Regions from separate parts of the Homo sapiens genome. Here region 2 is linked to region 1. Evidence: chromatin contacts called from ENCODE Hi-C data. All regions are on one chromosome and are shown on one strand. Each heading gives the region's core, a stretch centred on a gene start or an enhancer-like site at or near the end of the contact. The rest is flanking DNA. Distances are from core to core; before and after follow the strand shown. Region 1 overlaps SLC24A3 (solute carrier family 24 member 3). Region 2 overlaps SLC24A3 (solute carrier family 24 member 3).

Region 1 (5,193 bases), core at 1,347-3,846:
GAATCTACAAAGAACTCCAACAAATGAGCAAGAAAAAAACAAACAATCCCATCAAAAAGTGGGCTAAGGACATAAATAGACATTTCTCAAAAGAAGATATACAAATGGCCAACAAGCATTTGGAAAAATGCTCAACATCACTAATTATCAGGGAAATGCAAATCAAAACCACAATGCAATACCACCTCACTCCTGCAGGAATGACCATAATCAAGAATAAAAAAAGAGTAGACGTTGGCGTGGATGTAGTGAAAAGGGAACACTTTTACACGGTTGGTGGGAAGGTAAAATAGTACCACCACTATGGAAAACAGTGTGGAGATTCCTTAAAGGACTAAAAGTAGATTTATCGTTTGATCCAGCAATCCCACTACTAGGTATCTACCCAGAGGAAGTCATTATACAAAAAAGATAGTTGTACATGCATGTTTATAGCAGCACAATTTGCAATTGCAAAAATATGCACCCAGCCCAAATGCCCATCAATCAATGAATAAAGAAAACTATATATATATATATATATATATATATATATATATATATATATATGGTGTGTGTGTGTGTGTATATATATATATGGTGTGTGTATATATATATGGTGTATATATATGGTATATATATATGGTGTATATATATATATGGTATATATATATGGTGTATATGTATATATGGTATATATATATGGTGTATATATATATGGTATATATATATGGTGTATATATATATGGTATATATATATGGTGTATATATATATATGGTATATATATATGGTGTATATATATATGGTATATATATGGTGTATATATATGTGGTGTATATATATGGTATATATATGGTGTATATATATGGTATATATATGGTGTGTGTATATATGGTGTATATATACACACACCATATACCATGGAATACTACTCAGCCATAAAAAGGAATGAAATAATGGCATAATGAAAAGGAATGAATAATGGCATAATGGTATTAGCTGCAACCTGTGTGGAATTAGAGACTATTATTCAAAGTGAAGTAACTCAGGAATGGAAAAGCAAACATCATATGTTCTCACTCATATGTGGGAGCTAAGCTATGAGGATGCAAAGGCATAAGAATGATACATTGGACTTTGGGAACTCAGGGGAAAGGGTGGGAGTTGTCGAGGGATAAAAGACTACACATTGGATACGGTGTACACTGCTCGGGTGATGGGTGCACAGAAATCTCAGAAATCACCACTGAAGAAATTATTCATGTAACCAAACACCACCTGATCCCCAAAACCTATTGAAATAAAAAGTAATAAAAAAAGAAAAGAAGAGTAATTATATAAAGATCACTGTTTAAACACACAAACAGTAAAAGAATAAACAAATAGGCTAATAGAACAGGATAGACAGCCCCAAATTTGGAAGCAACCAAGATGTGCTTCAACAGATACATAAATAAACTATGGTACAGACATACAATGGAATGTTATTCAGTGATATGAAGAAATGAGCCATCAAGCCACAAAAAGACATTTAGGAACTTTTAATGCATATTGCTCAGCAAAAGAAGCCAATTTGAAAGGGTTATATATTGTATGATTCCAACTATGTGACATTTTGGAAAAGATAAAACTGTACAGACAGTAGAAAGATAAGTAGTTGCTTGGGGCTCCAGGGGTAGGGAGGAAGGAGGGATAACTAGGTGGAGTGTAGAGGGTTTTTAAGGTGGCAAAACTATTCTCTTATGATACTGTAATGATGGATACATGACATTACATATTTTCAAAACTCATAAAATGTAGAACATCAAAGGCTGACCCTAATGTTAGCCATGCACCTCAGTTAATAATAATGTATCAATATTGGTTAATCAGTTGTTACAAATGTACCTCACCAATGCAAGATGTTAGTAATAGGGGAAACTGGTTATCGGGGGAGCATTTGGGAACTCTGTACATTCTGTTCAGCTTTTCCCAAAACCACTCTAAATTTGTTAAGACCTTATTTTAAGGTCTATTGACAAATGACAAGAAAAAAATTATGTAAATTGGAGTTTTAAAAATTAGTATTTGTGATTATTAACTTACAAAATAAATTGGAACAGAATTCATGGTTTGCTTGTTAAAAAATGAGTTCTGTTTGAAAGACAAAAGGGCGACATTATAGAAATGGAAAATACTGTGTTTGAGGTTGTGCATGGTGTAGTGGAAGGCCACAGTTCAGGGGCTGGTCACTCTGTGTTTGAGTCCCCTCCAGCCCGTTTCTGAGAAGTACTGGGACTTCAAATTAGTTACAACTAAGCTTCGGACTTCACATCTGCAAAGTGAGGATAGGGAGACCTACTTGATGGGGTTGTTGTGAAGGTGAAGAGAGAGGAAGTCTGTCAAAGCAATTAAACAACACCCGGCATGTGGAGCTCTGTGCCTCGCCCTGCTTCGAAACCTTTCCTGGTGCTGACCTGAATGTTTCTCTCTGATTCGGTCAACAGTTGTGCCATTTTTGGCTAGTGATCTGTGGCTGGGCTGCCAGCCGATGACAGGCAGTTCCCCAAGCAGGTCACAACAAGGTGGCAATTGACCTTGCTCCCCGAGGATGTCTGTTCGGGTTCTGCTAGAAGCCAAGGGCTCCCTGATGTGGGGTTTCGGTTTCACACTGTGGCACTCTGAACAATTCTTTATGGGCTGGCAAAAGGCGTTTCACACTTCAGATAGGCCCCAGGAGGATGATTTGCTTTCTTCAAGGAGAACTGAGAATTCTCAGATGATTGGAAGGTTCTGTACTCTCATTTTAGCACCTCCGATAGATTCTCCCACATGTGGCAAACACAGTCATAGCTGGAGGTCCATTGTCGGTTGTTAACAGGCAGTGAACTGTTGCTGAATCAGACAGTCCACGTATAGGGCATTTCCATCATCACAGAAAGTTCTGTTGGTCAGAGCATCTAAAGCATATTCGGCCTCTCCCCCTAGCCACCCTGTTTATCTCTTGCTTGCATTCCTCCTTGGTATTTGTGCTGCTGCCACCCCAGTTCCAGCCCCCAATGCCTAATAACATCCTGATAGATCAATAGAGTTGTGTTTTAGCAGGTCTAACATCATGTTGTATCTCTGGCCTCTCAAATGGCAGAGCTACTCCTCTGCTTGGTGCTTAAGGCCTCATCAGGGCCCTGACCGCCTGTGTCACCTTACAGTCTCCATCCTCCAGGATATGCCGAGGAGTGCATGGAGTGCACACACAGACTGCTTGCTGTTTATTGAGTAAGCTTTGTCAGTCTGTGCTAGGTCTGTTTCACAATCCACTCTCCATCTGCCCTGGTCAAACTCTTCTCCATTGTGTATCTGCTTCTTATATATCACCAGAGACAATTTCTCCCTCAGGTAAACACCTGAATACTTCAGGTTTCCCTTCCACGTGACACCCAGCATATCCTGCTTCATATGCAATTTGTCTGTCTGCATCCCCCAGCCTTGCTTCTTCCTGGAGTGCTTGTTCCTTTAGGAACAGGTGCTCTAGGCCTTCTTCTGTGTAGGCTAGCCCAGCAATACATAATTACCAAGCAATACATACTTGGTAAATTGTAAGATGCTTTTTCCAAGATACAATTTCTAAATTTCTTCTCTAAGAAGTTCTTTCCTAAACTTCCATAGGAACAAGCCAGCATACTTGCATTGACTCCACATTGGGAGACTACAGAATCGCTCCCTCAAGCAATCCTCTCTCCTTGCATCAGTCTCCTGTCTCTGTGCCTCTAGACTAACATTCAGCCACACTAGCTGAGTGTCCCCTTCTGCAGACTAGGAGGATTGGGTTGTGTATTAGACACTGTCCATGCCTAGTTCGTATCTCTTAGGCGTTACTACTTAGTATGTATTATCAGAGCCTCCCATTGCCTGAACCTGAATCTCTTTGCCTGAGGGTTCTGGGAGACTTCTCCAATCCCTAAGAGGACCACACCACCTGCCCCTCAAAGCAGACCAGAAGTTCCAGGAGAATGAAGACCCCTGAGAAAAGTCCTTGACCAAGAACTGATGAGTCAGTGTGTAAATATCCCAGTTCCCTTGCCTATTCGATGGGATGGCTCTGAGGTGCATGCTCTGTGTGGTTTTCTGGAGGCCCCCAGCAGGATGGAGCTTCAGTTGCCCACAGCAGTAACTGGCTTGATAAATTACTTTGTTGACTCCTTTGTTGGCTCCTTTATTCCCTATCCCTTTCTCCTCACATGTATCTTTGTCTTAAGCTCTACTTCTGAGGAACCCAAATTCAGATTGAATGACTCCCAAGTAATCTTCCTTTCCAACTCTCTGGCTGCTTTGGTTTTTATCATCCTTTGATTTGCTCTGGTTGGTGTTTTGCCTACACAGGTTACCACTGTGTGGCATATGTTTCTAAGCTTCAGATGAAATTATTGTTTCACTCATGTCACAAGACTAATCCTTGTAAATGGCGTGTCCAACCAGGGACCCAGCAGGGTGAGACGCAAACCTCGAGAGCACGGGCACCGTTGGAGGCCTCCAGGAGTCCTGGAGAAGACAGTGCAGAGAAGCTCTTGGCTGCAGTAGCTCTACCTTAAGCCAGGGATTACTGAGAGTTACCCACTCTGCTATTTATAAGGACTGAATTCATAGCTAGGGAGTTTATATATGAATAATGGGAAATAACTTTTTTATGTGATATTTCATTTTGTTCTGTAGTTGGTAAAAAGAGCACTTTATTAAAATAGAATTTGGTAGATGAGATCAAAGTTACCTTGAAAAATTACTTTTACAAATTTATTTCTGTCTGAGTTTGCTCCTACTTTTCTTAATTCTGACTCTCCTATTCTTTCTTTTCATTCTTCTCCTTCCTTTTCTTTCTGCCTCTCTTTTTATGATGACTTTTTGTGCTATTGCATTTAGGAAACATTAAGGTATTTTCTTTTTGAAATGCACATACACATGGTATCATTTACCAGTTTAGCTTTTGAATCTATTGGAAGATTCTAAACAAAAAGATATGTGTTGCTGTCTCTTTGCCACTACGCCTGCCAGACATCAATAGTCAATTGTAGCATCATTCTCAATCTTGAGCTCCAGGGCACCATGGTAATTGATGGGTATCAGCATAGGAGAGGAAACTGTTATGATCTAATGGAAATGATTAGATTAGGTAGACCAATGTAGGCAGATACTTGATATTCTTTTCCTTTCATTTGTCCTTTGTTAGGAGAAGGAGACTG
Region 2 (5,020 bases), core at 954-3,453, 310 kb after region 1:
ACCCAAGGTCAGGGACCGGTAATACCTCGAGTTTGCCAGAGCAGGTGTCTGACATGGTGCAGCTCTACTGCCCCAATATAGAATTTGGACTTTCCCTCCAATAAAATCCTCCTCTTACAGTCTTTAAAATCATCCTACCCCACCGCCCACTCCCCCTGTTAGAGACGAGGGTTACCTTCACTTACTTTGTGGTCTAGTTTTTAGGCAGAAGGGAACAGCTCCAGCCACCCCCTGCTAGAATTTTTTCATTAAAATAACTAATCTGAAATAATCTGGAAATGATTGTATCTTGCCCTTTCTGTGATAGAGAAGAAATCTCAGAGGTCATGTGGAAGTCTGTCCATCACCGGCAGCTGGCTGACCTCCAAGGCCCTGCCCCTCTGACCCATCACCCTCCCCTCCTGCACCCATTTTTCATGGGAATTAACCTCTTCTCTCTCCAATTTAGAAACTTGGGGTTCTTATTTTTTTATTTCAATGGCTTTTGAGGTACGTGTGGTTTTTGGTTACATGGATGAATTATATAGTGGTGAAGTCTGAAATTTTAGCATTCCCTTCACCGGAGTAGTGTACATTATACCCAATATGTAGTTTTTGTATCCCTTGCCCCTCCTCCCACCCCCCCACCTTCTAAGTCTCCAAAGTCCATGCCACCACGCTGTATGCCTTTGCATACACATAGCTTAGCTCCCACTTATAAGTGAGAACATACGGTATTTGATTTTCCATTCCTGGGTTACTTCACTTAGAATAATGGCCTCCAGGTCCATCCAAGTTGCTGCAAAAGATATTGTTTCGTTTCTTTTCGTGGCTCAGTAGTATTCCATGGTGTATATAAACCATATTTTCCTTATCCACTCGTTAGCTGATGAATACTCAGGTTAGTTTCATATCTTTGCAACTGTGAATTGTGCTGTGATAAACATACTCACGCAGGTGTCTTTTTGATAGAATGATTTCTTTTCTTCGGGGTAGATACCCAGTAGTGGGATTGCTGGATTGAAGGGTAGATCTACTTTCAGTTCTTTAAGACATTCTCATACTGGAAAACTTGAGGTCCTTCAGCTCGTTGTGCCCTCATTACATTTCAGCCCTCAGGTCTTTCAGCTCATTTTGCCCTCATTACATTTCAGCTCTCTTTCTGGCAAAGTCGGAATAACTATGGTAGCAAGAAGATCCTCACCGAGAATGACTTTGACAGAATTTTAAGATCCTTAAACAAATCGACTATGGTCTTACAAAGGTCGCCTGTTTTGTAATCCCTGCTGTCAACAGGAGGAAGGAAAGTCCTGCTTTAATGACACTGGGTAAACTAGGAGGCCGGTTACACTCTCATTTGCTGCTTGGACAGGGAAGTGCATCCGCTGGCCTGGAGACCCCAGAGAGGAGCCTTTCATCTCTAACAAGGAAAACAACGTGGAAACTGTAGCTATGTGCTTGATTTTGGTTTTCCCTGCCCAGCAAACATAGTCCTTTCAGTTTAACAACCCCCATCTCCTATATCCTCAGTACTTGCCCTTTTTTCTTTCCTGTAGCCTGCCTTCATATATTTATACAACATGATCAGCTCGGCTAAAGCCCTGCCCGTAGGTCATTTTTTCCCTGCCCTTCTGCAACCACAACCTTCATCAATCAAGCCTATAAGACATCCTGAAGTAGGAATTTCTGCTTAACTTTGAAATATAAGTGATACTGGTGCCTAACAGCCAGCTTCCCAGTGTATTCCACTGGATCCCTCTCCTCAGATGAAATCACCATGGCCTTAGCTAAGCCGTCTGCACCCCCACCCAAGAGCTGAAGAAGTGAGAACTACACCCACTCAAGGGAGTTCCCGTGATATTGAGTGGGAAAAGTCTACGGGGGGCTGTTTTCTTTGCAGCAAGGAAGGAAAGAGTTTCAGGTTTCAGTCTCTTGAAAGAAAACGATGATGTTGATTTTCTCCCATTATTTTCACTGCTTAAAATTCTCATGGTGCCAGTGATTACAATACATGCTATGAAGTCTTAGCTTCAGCAATGCAGCCTCTCCTGCTTCATGGTGACAATTTACAGTAAGCAAACCCAGGGGCTGACATGGCGATGTTGAGACAGCCACCTGCCTCCCAGCTCAGCCAGCCTCTTCTCTCCCGCGTATACTAGGGGCTCCTGGCTCTTCCTCCCCTGCTCCTCCATGTTGAGCACTCCATTCCCTTGGCAGCTCTCTGGGTTGTTCTGATATCCAGGGATTCGCCGGCCTGATGTAAGCCCGTCTTGCTTGGAAGAATTCTGGAGCAGACACCAGGAATGAAAAGCCGGTTTCCATGGTACCCAGCCGTTTCTCTGAAGCCTGGAGGAAATGAGTGCTTTTTTCAAATTCATTCCTGTTGAACATTTAGCTCAGCAGCAGAACACGTGGAAACCTCAGGGCGAAGCCAAGGGTATCTTTGGATGAACCACATGTGGGTCAGAGGGCAGAGGCCCCCTGACCAGCTGGTGCTCAGCAGATCTGAGATCCAGCTATCAGTATCACCCTTGGTGGTCTCTGGGCTATCGCAGAGCCTGGCCCCCAAACAGAACCAACAGGGCACAGAGAGAAGAACGCTTACCCAAGGGTTGCTTTCACAAATCTGATGGGGAAGAAGCTGAGTCAGTTCCAAAGCCCACAACAGGAGGTCCGTCAAGTGCAACTCATCGTTGAGGACAGAGTGTTGACCCCAGGACAGAGCACCAGGCAGGACCTGCCCCTGGAACACCACCTTGCCTCAAGACAGCAGCGGCTAAAGCCGCCTTCAGTAGGCTGCCTGCCTTGAGGTGATTCCCTTCCTTCCAGGAGATTTAATAGAACTGCGAAAATGGACTTGAACTGACTTCATTTCAACTTCACTACCTTGGCAGGCTGGACATGGAGGGAGGACTGGAACGTGAGCACCACTTAGTGGTCATTTGCAGGAACTGCGGGTGCAACTTGTTCTAGTCTAGAAAGAAATGATTTCAAGTTTTCTTCTACACTAGTAATACTTATCTAAGGGATGGGGGATGTTGCTTTGATTTCTTTTACTCTCAGCTAGTAGAGCATAAACTACAGAGGGATACGCAACACGTGTCTTAAATGTATTGAATAACATGAAATCTTTAAGGAATAACAAATTCATTTCCTAACCTTCAGCAAACTCAAGTGAAAGGAACCTCATCCTTGCCGTTTGTAGAGTTTTCTGAGGGAGCGATTCAAATGCTCCATCAAGATGGTCCAGCAAGGTACCCTCCCGATGGAACGTTCTGCAAACAGCGCCAGTCCTAATTTCCAGTCTTCGGAAGAGGCGATGACCAGCTGCTTGTTCTCCAAATAACAGCACTGAATGTTCACAGGCAGTTGATAGCTCATCTCCACCTTCTTTCTCATGATGAGGAAGCCCTGCTTCTGTTTAGAGTTTTTTTAGAGACAGGGTCTTGCTGTCTCCCCAAGGCTGGAATGCAGTGGCCAGATCATAGCTCACTGCAGCCTCAAACTCATGGCTCAAGTGATTCTCCCACCTTGATCTCCCAAGGTGCTAGGATTGCAGGCATGAGCCACTGTGCCAAGCCAATTTAGATTTTCTCAGAGTCCTGATTTCTAGTCCCTTTTGTTCATTTCATTGTTCTTTTCTGAGTCCTCTCATTCCTCCACACAGTCCTCTCAAAGGAGAAGGATAAACCCGAATGATATTTGCCATCAGCCACAGGGTAGAGAAGCCCTGACTTTGTGGAGGCCTCCTCCTCCACCTCCTCCTCCTCCTCCTCCTCCTCCGCCTTCTCATCCTCCTCCACTTCCTCCTCCTCCTCCTCCTCCGCCTTCTCATCCTCCTCCTCTTCATCTACCCTTATGCATTCTGAGTGATGGGGCATCTTCACACAAGGCAGAGATCAAAGGGGAAACTATATCAGTTATTTGCATGTTTCCGGATCTCCTCCATTAGTTAGTACTTGTAGTGAGATCACCTGCATTTCTCTTTCCCTGTCTGCCTCCCTGAACCATATCCCCAACCACAGCTCCCCAAGCCACAACCATCCTCTTGACTCCAGGGTCATGAAGCTCTGGACCTAATTGCATATTTTGTCCAATCTCACCCGGATTTGCCCACTGTTTCTCTGATTATTGTGCTCCTGTTTGGGGTCCCTCCTAAAATTAAGCCCAATCTCATTTTTTCTTTGCTATGATCATTGAAATGATCAGTAGCTAAAGTCCTATGAATCTCAGGGCTGACTGCTAGCAGACAGGAAGAGTACTTTCTTCCAGGGTGAGCGATCTCCAAGCTTTTCCTTTGCAGAATCTGTGCCCCACCTATGGGGAGGATCACTCAGAATAAGGGCTTTCTAAAAGCTGCTTTCATATTCTATGTTATTGCCTGCCTTCCCTGATAGAAGAAAATTAAATTGGCCTGGTCTAATAAACTCTTTCTCAATATCTTCTGTTCTCTTAAGTGGCTACAAATTGATTGTTCCAGCCTGCTGCAAGGACTAATATTGAATTAACTTCAATTAATAGAAAATGTTTTCTATCTTAAATAATTTGATCTGCTCCATGATTTTTTGGCAACAATCTTTTTTCAAAAAAGAAAGTTGGGGGGGTTATACAAAAGAGCTGTCAATGCCTTCTAGGGGTTGGGTACCATGCCATTCAACCTGGATTATGAGATTGTTGCCTTTATTTCTTTAATTCTCTGCCCATTCTAGTTTGACATTGTCATCCCAATGTCAACTTGTTGAATCTGATAATAAAGATGAAAGTAACAAAAATGATGAAGCCCACATTTCCAATGGCTTGTTGGGAAGAATGAGTTACAAATGAGCACAGCTCCTTCCTCCTCATCCTCATTTTGACCTTCAAGATAATTGGAAAGAGTTGCTTTATGCGCTTTGTGACTGGTGCCCTGAGGTGTTCTCTACGTCTCTACCCAGCTCATGGTTACTGCCCTGGCTGGAGGCTGATGCCATGCCCGCTTTGTTAACTGAGTTTCCCATCTCCAAGTTGTGATGGCAGTTGACACCCAGAGTGTCCTGCAAGT

Evidence for each region. Hi-C counts contacts between places; a loop is a spot of excess contacts on that map. Pooled maps may share reads with other maps.
Region 2: a pooled map shows a loop between it and region 1 (3-fold over the local background). The contact joins two enhancer-like sites. A Hi-C loop is called at or near these places in 2 of 37 single-sample maps with no recorded cell type and 4 of 50 pooled maps.

Annotation. Positions count from the first base shown.
Region 1 is chr20:19,345,560-19,350,752 of GRCh38, forward strand. All of the region lies in intron 2 of SLC24A3 (solute carrier family 24 member 3), which reads left to right. Among named protein-coding and RNA genes, the nearest start is that of SLC24A3-AS1, 64 kb to the left of the region's middle. Within about 2 kb of position 2,597, at least 3 of the 41 ENCODE cell types and tissues checked have a DNase peak (open chromatin) inside an H3K27ac peak, as active enhancers do.
Region 2 is chr20:19,659,673-19,664,692 of GRCh38, forward strand. All of the region lies in intron 7 of SLC24A3 (solute carrier family 24 member 3), which reads left to right. Among named protein-coding and RNA genes, the nearest start is that of RIN2, 96 kb to the right of the region's middle. Within about 2 kb of position 2,204, at least 4 of the 41 ENCODE cell types and tissues checked have a DNase peak (open chromatin) inside an H3K27ac peak, as active enhancers do.